2 separate regions of the Mus musculus genome follow, and region 1 is linked to region 2. A link is a loop called in an ENCODE intact Hi-C map of the cell type or tissue named here. Cell type or tissue: left cerebral cortex. All regions are shown on one strand.

Region 1 (5,000 bases), 82 kb before region 2:
TGGCTTTGGTTGGGTATGTGAGGCACTGAGATAGACTAGGAGAATAAAGCACAGCCTGGGACGATGAAGGGTGTCACACTGTTTGGGCCTCTAGGGCAGGGTACCTACCCAGTTTACTAGCACTGTGTGAGGTCAAAGGGTGGCCAACTTTCCCAATAAGTAAAGCCAGCAAATAAAACAAGGTGGGTTTATTCACTATATTAAGTAAGCACAGGGTCCCTTCAAATGATATTTTGTTCCGTGTATGTTTATAAACTAAGAGCTGGAAGGATTTCACATCAGGAGAGTGCTAGCGTGAGGCCCCAAATTCAGATATACCCGCCAGAACAGAAGAGGGATAAAACCACAAAACTCCACCGTGTGAGGAGGCCGAACATCTGTAATCCTAGTAAGAAGATCAGGAGTTCAAAGTCATCCCTCGCTACATAAAGAGCGCAAGGCCAGCCTAGATTACATAAGACTAACGTTTAATCAATAAAAATAAAATCTAAAATTCCATCCTGAAGATCTCACTTAGATGCCTGGTTAAGCACCTCAGACCCGGTGGAACTTTTAGAAAAGCTCCCAGTTCAACACTGTGATCAAGGCTGGGCCCTGAGCCCTAAGATGCCCCACTGCCTCCGGATGCTCCTCCCTTCCCTAGAGGAACCCGCCTTCCGTCGCACCTTCAGGTACCACCGGAAGTCCTCGCCCACTGGCCGAAGGTTCGTGACGTTCTCCAGCGTGGCTTTGAGCTGCAGTGCGATTTTCTGAGAAGAGGGCGGGACACGCTGAGTGCAAGGCCTCGTCCGCTCAGCTGCGTGCCACGCCCCACCCCGCCCCTCCCGACTCAAGCCCCGCCACCCGAGCCTCACGCCTTCCATTCTCTCCTGCTCTGAGCTCGCCACTCTGAGCCCCTCGCCGCCTCGGACCCATCTCTCACTGGGCTACTACCAGACGGGATGCCCCAATGGCGACTAGCCTCTCCTTACCCCCATAGCTGCCGGTCCACGTTAAGTCGCTGCGACAGCTGCTTTCCGACCCGTCGTAAAAGGCCGGCGTCGCCGCGCAGCCTCAGTGCGGGTGGGCGGGGAGCGGGGCGTTAGTGAGTGGTACTGTAGGCTGGCGTTTTCTAGCTTGTCCCTCCTTAACCTGCCGGGCTCGGCTGTTTTCGGTAGGTTTGCTGGAACCGATGTAAACGCAAATGCCAGAGATGGTTCCTGATTCTCAATCTGTGCCTTCACTGAGCAGGCAAGATAGTCGGGCTGGAAACCTCTGCCAGACCTCTCTAGGCTCTCGGTTCTCTATCCGACTTCTCACTACCTGTGGTCCTGAGGCTCAGATTACGCTGCAGCCTCCCAGATGATGGGTAGTCGCCCTCTAAACTGCCCACTGGATGTACACGATTTGATGCTGCGACTTTTCCCACAGGGTTGCCCTGTGTCCATGTCCTCGTGGTAGCTATGCCTGAACAGAGCTGACTTTCCCCCACCTTAGTCATATATTTAACCGACACTGCAGGAGCTGGGAGCACCAACATTCGAAAACATGCCCCATTTTTATTTTTTAGAGACAGGGTTTCTCTGTGTAATTATAGCCCTGGCTCTCCTAGACTCGCTTTGTAGACCTGGCTGGCCTCGAACTCAAAAGAGATCCACCTGCCTCTGCCTCTCGAATGCTGGGATTAAAGGCGTGTGTCACCATGCTTGGCTCCCACTTTTATGGCCCAGTCTTTTTAAATTTTATTTTGGTTTTGGCAGGTAGTATGTATGTGCTCCACATGCATGCAGCTCCCACCAAGGCTAAAAGAGGGCACCATAAATAACCCTCTTGTACCCTCCCCCCCCTCAGCCTGAAACCTGGCTGAACAGGTTTCACTGATAGCACGAAGAGAGCATGGGGGGGGGGGTTGGAGCCTGCCACCTTATCGTTCTACCACTCCCACTGCTACTGCCTGCCGCCTAGCAGTTCCGGAGTTAATCAAGTTGTCACCTGAAACTGGACTCCAAGGATGATTTGGCGGGAATGGGTTCCTTCCCCTTCTTCATAAACCAGTGCCTGGGAATAGTAAAATTGAACCTTGAGCAGACTAGTTGTCTTGGTTCCATTCTCTCTCCCGCCGCCTAGCTCCCTCTTCTCTTCCAGATTCCAAGATGCCTCCCAGGCTAGAACCCAGACATGTGAGCCGGCCGCAACACTCTGTGACACACTGATAGAGCCACCCTATGGATGTTAGGAACAGAAATGAGGTCATCTACTACAGCAGCAAGTTCTCTTAACCGCTGAGCCATCCCCCTGCCTGTTGGACACCACCAGACTGGTCTTTAAGTGTCTCAGAAGTCTGGCATCCTGACATGTCACATATTAATGATATCCCTAACGGAGTATGAAAAGTCTTGAGGATGCTTGGGACCTTGTCTCAGAATGGAATGTCTCTAAGGATATGTATTTAGGCTCGTGTCCCTTCAGACCAATGAACCCTATCAAGTCCCATTCCTTCTGATGCCATCTAATCAGCTATTTTCAGCAAGCCATGAAATTTAAGTAATGGCAAGAGAAAGTTCCTGCCAATCTACCTATTGAACAGTTTTCCTTCATACGGAAATAAAGGATATGTTAAAAAGCCCAGCCATTGGCTGGAGAGATGGCTCAGTGGTTAAGAGCACTGACTGCTCTTCTACAAGTCATGAGTTCAATTCCCAGTAACCACATGGTGGCTCACAACCATCTGTAATGGGATCTGATGCCCTCTTCTGGTGTGTCTGAAGATAGCTACAATGTACCCATATACATAAATAAAAAATAAATGCCCAACCACAATAAAATTTTATGCCCAAGAAGCTATGAATGCTAGTCAGGTGTTTTACTACTGAGCTATAACTCCAGCAATTAGTCATCTTGTAAATCTTCAGGGTTTCCATTTCCCTTGAAACTTAAAAATCCAGGTTGAACTATGTGTGGTGGCACCTGCCTAAAATCCCAGCACTTGGGAGACAGATCCCAAGTTCAAAGTCATCCTGGACAGGAAAGGGAGGGGAGGCGTGGTCAAAACAAAACCCAGGTACCTTGTCCTAGAATATTGCTAATGGGGTTCTCAACTTCAATGTATTGAAAAAAATATTCAGCAGTGTGTGTGCTAGCGCACACCCATGGCACAGCAAAGGGGTGGAAGTTCTGAGTCAGTTCTTGCCTTCCACCTTGCTCAGACAGGATCGCTTTCTGCTCCTGGGTGGCTTAGTCCAGGCCCAGCATAGGTCCCAGGGCTGTGGGTAGTGGTCAAGTTTATGCATTAAAGCTTTTCCTGCCAGAACCATCTCCTTGGCCCTCACTGAATTTTTAAACCTTTCCCCATCATTTCCTGTAAATGGCAGTTCTTAGTTGCTTAGGTTTGTTTTTTTCTTTGCTTTGTCAAGTCTCCCACAGAATGTTTGTATCTTACAGACTGAGAATTCACATATTCAGGTGTTTAGAAAAATAACAAAAAAAGATGTTATCGCATTTATTAAAGATCATCATTTATTGTTTATAAAAATTGCCCCAATATACAGAAAAAAAATCCTAATTATGGTAACTAAAAACTCCCACCCGCCTTGTGTCCACAATATCCAATATCTAGATTGGTTTAATCTTGAAGTGTAATCCAATCAGACTGAAGACTAAACACTTCAGGTCCTGGACAAGATAATAAAATACTCGCAAGCCTTCCGGATCCCTAAAACACAAAAGAAAACCAAAATGTTTAAGAAGCAGAGGAAAACTGGCAAATACCAAAAAAAAATTAATAACCCCGATTACTATAAAAATGCTCCTTATAAAGATATTTACAGTAATAAACCCTGAGGAAGCACATGTCCATTAACAAGGGCCACTTACTAAAATGATATATTAGGAAGCCATGCTGTTTTTACTGTGAAAATATATAAAGTTTAGGGGAAAAACTGTGATTTCTAAAACAGATTTTGTCTCTTGTGCTTTTAAAACAAAACTATACATAGAGCTGGAAACCAGGTCAGTGATGGATAGATGCTCTATGTTCAACTCCTAGTACCACAAACCTAAACAAAGAGTTCTACCTCCACCCCAACACAGGGTGAGGGGGCTAAAAGTTGTTTGTTTTTGAGGCTGGGTCTTGTTATATATATACACACATCAGAATGGCTCAATCATGAGATTCCTATGTTGTTTCTTTAAAACAAAATCTGAATTGTTTGGTTTTATCAATGAAGCCTCCAAGAGCCAGATACTGGAGTGAAAGCTCAGAGGGGCAGAGAAAGCGCCCAGCTGACGTTCCTCATCAACCAATGTCCTAGAAGCGTCTCCGAAGCTCCTCCTTCAAACTGGATGCCCCTCCCTTCTACGTCCTGCACCTCTCAGCTCTCCCAACTCCCTGTTACTCTCTAGTTTTTTCCTATGTTCACTCTCTGTCAACTGATTGCTCTGCCTTTTGGCCTATGGTCGACTTAATCATGTTTATAATATTCAAGCGGAAAGCTCCTGGATTACAGGTGTGTGCTAAGGCTGAGCCACACCACACCTAAAGGCAGGGTATTTCAAAGTAAGTAACACAATCTCGGGTTCGCAGCGTGAGCTGATCTTCTGCGCTATTCCTCCCGAGTACTGGAGATTACAAGCATGCACCACCTGCCTCAGCTCCTGGTGCTCTCTAAGACTAAGACATTACACGTGGAGATGTTAGGTAGAGCTGGGCAGAGGAGACACACATGCTTCTATTCAAAGTTCAAGGCTGGCCTGACCACTATAGCTGAGTTCCTGGACAGTCATAGCTAGATAATAAGAGCCTTTCTGAAACCAAAAAGATGTTATCACTGGCTGTCTATTAAGGATATGAAAGAACTCCCCCTTTCTCTTTTCTATAGCTCCTGTATTTTCTACAATGACCATCTATTGTTCTAAGAGTTGAAGAAGAAAATTTAAAGTAGCAAGCAGCACTGACAAGTGTGTCCAGAAAGCAGAGAGCCTGCCAAATTCTAAGGTTCTTTATAGCAAATAGAATCACATCC
Region 2 (5,000 bases):
CCCTGAGGTCCCTCGGATTCACCTGCTACCTCATTCTCCGAGGAGGAAAGCTGTCAGTCAGCAGCAGCAGCAGCAGCAAGGGGGGGGGGATGGTGAGGGGGGAGACACAGCCATGAGCCAGCTACAGCCTTGGAAACTGAGGGGACTCTCACCCAGGAGGGGCCATGGAAAGCCCAAGAGAGAGCCTTCAGCACCCTCAAGTCCTGCTGGAAGAATCCAGCGGCACAGACGGCTAGTCAAGCCTGGAGCCTGTGGCAGTGTCACGGTATAACAGACTCAGCTAGAAAGAGAGAAGTAAGAGGCTGCCCACCAGGATCTGCCCCTCCCAGCCCCAGCCTACTTTCAGAGACCAGCCACATCTGTAAGATTCATTTCTTCCCCAGCCCTCCCTGAATACGTTCTGCACCTCTAGGTATCCTTGAAGCCACCTCCGTTGTGGCTGTACCATCATGCACTACCTGAAGCCACACATACCACCACCACCACCACCCCTACTGGAGCCACACCCCCTGCTGGAGCCACACCCCCTACTGGAGCCACACCCCCTGCTGGAGCCTTCAGAAACTCTTGTTGTGGAGTAGGGTTTGGGTGGCTGCTGTAGTAGCAACCTTAGAGGTGTTCAGCTGAGTTTCGCCCACCATGCTACCCACTGCCACCCATCATTCGCCTCCTGCTCACTGAGCACATTTCAGTTTACCACACATCTCTAAGAAGGAGACACTATTGTCACCAGGGCCATTCAGCCAGAAGGGGACAGCTGAGTTTATCTGATTCAGGGCTGCACAGAGTTGGGATTTCAGTATTCCTGAAGTCCCTTACCTCAGCCTGAGGGAACAGAGGCACCTTCTTCAAAGAGAAAGTCCTCATCTCAGCGGTTCTCAACCTTCCTAATGCTGCAACCCTTTAATAGAGTTCCTCATATAATTACAATATTATTTATTATACATTATGATATTACAAAATTATGTTGTAACTGCTTCATAACTGTAATTTGCTACTGCTATGAAATATAATGTAAATATCTGATATGCAGAATATCAGATCCGTGACTCCCCCCCCCATGGGGTCATGACCCACAGGTTGAGAACCACAGGGAACGCAGGGAGCATGGGCGGGAACAGTGTCCTGAGAAAGCAAGCAGCACACACAAAGGCCTGGAGGTGAGAAGCAGAAGGCAGGTGACGGAGCTGCAGCGGTGGCGGGGCTCAGAGAAGGACGCAGGAAAAGGCTGGAGGGCAGCGGGCACAAGGAACAAAGAAGTCACAGCACAGGCTCCATCCTCAGGTGGCACAACAGCTGAGACAGGAAAGCCAAGGTTCAGAGAAGAACAGCTCTTTGTCAATGATGTCATCTATCCAAAGGGACAATGAAGCTGGGCCTGGTGTCTTGGTTAACTGTACCCCACAGCCAAATGTGTGCTACATCACAAGCCAGGACCTGTAGCCAAACTGTCATCATTCATAAGGCCACCACCAGGCAAGCTCTGGAATCCCTGTGGCCTGGCCAGGACCATCTAGTGGGCCTGAAGCCTGGGAGGCTGGGCTATAGCAGCTCTTCACTGAGTGGGATGGATGGATGGCGGCAGAGAGCTAAGGCAAGGGAAAAGCAGGTGAGTACAGAGAAGGAGCTTCCTGATCCAATCTCCCACAAAACAGTCCAGCACTCCAGGAGCTGGGGCAGTCGGGAGTCTCACACACCTCAGGATGAGAAATGGAGGCCTGGGGGGGGCCTGTGCAGGCTCCGTGGCTGCATGCCTGAATGCACACTGAAGCAATTTTACTTAAACACACTGTTCCTTACCCCCTCTGAGCTTCTACAAGGTGGAGATGGCTCAGGCCTCCCAGGCTCAACCATCTTATAGACTGAGGAGCACCGGCAGAGAGAGGCACATGGCCCGGGCTAGCTGCCTGGAGTTCCCGAATGCTTGACAAGTGTGAATAGGTGCTGTGTTTGATGGTCCAGGAGCAAAGGCCTGGCCAGCGACCAGAATCCCCACCTCTGCTCCCAGACGCCAGAAAGCAACAGGAAACCCAGGCCTACGTGAACCCACAGGCTGGAGTCCCACCCAACTTCCCCTGGCTGGAGCCCTAGGGCGACAGACCCTTCCTCCGCTTTGAAGGCACCTTGGGAACTGAAGCTCCAGTGTGCTTCCCTTCCCTAGCCCGCCAGCTGTGGGCCAAGAACCCTCCCTGAAGCTAAAGATCAAGACCTCAGTGTGAGTTCCAGAGCCAAGGACAAGCTGTATGACTTGAGTCGGGTTACCTCTCTGAGAACTGGTGGTGACCTCTGTAGCATGAGGTCTGTCCCACCTTTTGTGTTTGTTGAGACAGGGTCTCACTATGTAGCATTAGTGGGACTGAAACTCACTGTGTAGACCAGGCTGGTCTCAAACTCAAAGACATCCTTTTGCCTCTGCCTCCCAACTGCTGTGATTAAAGGCACGCCCCACTGTACCCCACCTGTGTCCCTTATTTTATGATGACAAGTCTCAAGTGACTCTTCTAGGGATGAGCTCTGCAGTAGCCTTCTATAGGAAGCCTGTCTCAGTCTCCTCAGTGCAAAAGCTCCCTCCTTCCCTTCAGCTCCCTCATACTTGGGCTGCATCAGACACTTGGGTTCATTGTGCCTACACTGGACAGTTTCATACATTACAACTCTTCCCCCCACTCTGTTTTGCAGCCTAAGGGCAAAGAGAGGCTGAGCAACCAGGCCCCCTGTGGACAGAGCAGAGTGAAGTATCAGGGGTGGGGTGAGTCTGAGCAGGTGGCCCGGAATGGTGTGTCCTCAGTGTGTGTCTCTGTGTGCCCACAGAGGCCACAAGAGGGAGTCAGATCAGTTGTGAGATGCTGGGCGTGGGTGTAGATGCTTGGAACTCAACTCTGGTCCTCTGCAAGAGCACTAAGTATTTTAACTGCTGAGCTATCTCTCCAGTTCTGGGGAGAAGAATTTCCAAATACCTTCCCCTCCCCTTCTTGCCAGTCCCACGAGACTTCCTGTGATCTAATATAGAACAGAGATGGAGACAGGCATCCTGGCGGGAGCCCGAGGAAGCAAGCTCAGGGAGTCAAGCCGTGTGCAACATACGTTCTTCTCCACACCACGGGCACCATGAACATCTGCCCAGAACCCTGCCTCATCCATTTCAAACCAAAGCAGCTGCCCGACTGCCTCAAAGATCTCCTAATCCCATCTCAGGTTACCAGCCACCTATGCACCTTCATAAGTGAAGAGCAGAAGGCCCTCCTGTCCACACCACACTCCCTTCTACATCAACTCATGCCCTGAGCTAACAGGCAGGCAGAGATCTTGACCAAGTTCTGCCATCCATCCTGCCTATGCTGTGTGACCTTCGGTAAAACACAACACCACCCCATCTCTCTGAGCCACTATCTCTACCTACAAAATGACAATCACACTCACAAGACTAGTGTTTTAAAGACCTAAGGGGATACGATACAAGGTTTCTATTTCTGCACCCTGTCCTGTGTGCACCCCTCTAAGAAAACCAGAACAACTCCTAGGCATGAAATCCCCTCTTGATATTTTACCCAACCACAGCCATAGCATAGAACAAGGATTAGGCTAAGAACTCTGGTAGAAGATGCCTAAGACCAGGCTTCCACTTGGCAACTCAGTAGCCACAGAGCAGGTAACTCAACCCTGGAGCCTGTTTTCATCTGTAGCATAAACCTCTGTGAAGAGTGTTAGTCCACCACAGGCTGTAGTTACAACTCAAATGGGAAACTGAGGCAGTCAGGCTCTGATGCCCGAAAGTCTGGTCTAAGCTAGACCAGAGAGAACTGCCAGGCTGACCAGCAAGTGAACAGTCAAAAGAACTCAAGGAAGATCTCTGCTTGCCTGTGAGCTCCATGAGAACCAATAAGACGGCTGGGCGGGTGGAGGCATCGCAGACAAGCTGGAGGATGCTAAGTTGGAGGCAGAGACCCAACAAAGTAGGAGAGAATTGACTCCCGAAAGTTTTACTCTTATCTTCACATACATGCTTTACAAATGTACCCCACCCCAAAAAAATGTTAAACCAGGAAGCCTCAAGGACTTAACAGACTGCTCCCGAGTTGTTGCTCAGCCTCCCGTTCCTGAATGCTTGGTGTGTGCCCACCTGGTGTCCTCCACATTCTGTCACTGTGTTCCGACACTGCAGAGCCGGCCGGCCTGATCCTGTACACCTAACATCGGCAGGCAGACAGCAGGCCTCTGTAATGACAACTGAAAGGCCTCCTAGGAAGACGTGGCTAGAAGAGTGTAGGTTCTTGGTACCAGGAACTAAATTCCTTTCACAGCAGAGAACGCCTGCTGACTCCATTGCCGCTGGCCCCAAAGACACCCCTCACGCGCCCGCACAAGGGGGAACTTCCACCGGTTGCACAGGGTGTACAAAGGCCACGCTCAGCAAAGGCAGTGGGGTTAGCATTTGGCCTGCCTTCACTGCCGTTGCTCCGGTGGCTTCCAGGAAACACACTCTTCCTCCTGAGCCCCTCCTTGCTGTTGGCCCCATGACTCACACCCAGACTAGGCTGGCAGGAGGAAAACGCTCTCTGAAGGGTGACTCGGCAGAAAGGCAGCAGACTGTGACCAGGACCTGAGCCTACCACCCGGAGGATGCGCGCGGGGGTGCGGCCGGGGCGGGCCAGGGCAGGGCCTAGAGCCCTTTACAGCACACCGTCAGCCCCAGGATTGGCCGCTCCGGCCACAGGCCTATGGGGTGGTCCTTGCGCAGCCAATCAGTGGCCCCGGGGAGCCCATTCATTCATAAAACCGAGCAAGGAAAAGCCCCTCGTGGCCCGAGCTGCGTGGAACTTTGAAGTGCGCGCTCCCAGTGAGGCCCAGATTGGGGATCCGATCCATAGAGCTAAGAGGTGTGCAGGGGCTGCCGCGTCCACGCCCACAGTCTCGGGCTAGTAGCTTCAGCAAGCCGCGCTGGGCTCCACCCTAAGCAGGACACGCCTGCCACCCAGCTCCCGCCGACAGCTGAGCCACCC

Evidence for each region. Hi-C counts contacts between places; a loop is a spot of excess contacts. Peaks named below come from ENCODE experiments on the same cell type or tissue, not always from the same donor. Only the 100,000 strongest peaks of a DNase experiment are listed, where the experiment ranks them.
Region 1: a loop joins it to region 2, with 2.1 times the contacts of the local background. A loop is called at or near these places in 1 of 42 quality-filtered maps.

Annotation. Positions count from the first base shown.
Region 1 is chr4:107,885,868-107,890,867 of GRCm38, reverse strand. It overlaps Magoh (mago homolog, exon junction complex core component), which reads right to left. Exons shown (of 5, transcript NM_001282737.1): 5 at 3,444-3,691. The coding sequence ends at 3,592. Czib (CXXC motif containing zinc binding protein) reads right to left here and starts at 1,042. Exons shown (of 8, transcript NM_001347160.1): 1 at 972-1,042; 2 at 666-749. The coding sequence starts at 977. In left cerebral cortex, a CTCF peak has its summit at 2,730 (motif pointing left); DNase peaks (open chromatin) are centred at 708 and 1,018; H3K4me3 peaks cover 1,710 bases; H3K27ac peaks cover 1,563 bases.
Region 2 is chr4:107,803,490-107,808,489 of GRCm38, reverse strand. All of the region lies in intron 2 of Lrp8 (low density lipoprotein receptor-related protein 8, apolipoprotein e receptor), which reads right to left. Lrp8os2 (low density lipoprotein receptor-related protein 8, apolipoprotein e receptor, opposite strand 2) reads left to right here. Exons shown (of 2, transcript NR_151515.1): 2 at 1-2,457. Among named protein-coding and RNA genes, the nearest start is that of Lrp8, 3.7 kb to the right of the region's middle. In left cerebral cortex, a CTCF peak has its summit at 2,831 (motif pointing right); DNase peaks (open chromatin) are centred at 3,886, 4,110, 4,682, 4,895 and 1 more place; H3K4me3 peaks cover 1,901 bases; H3K27ac peaks cover 2,502 bases.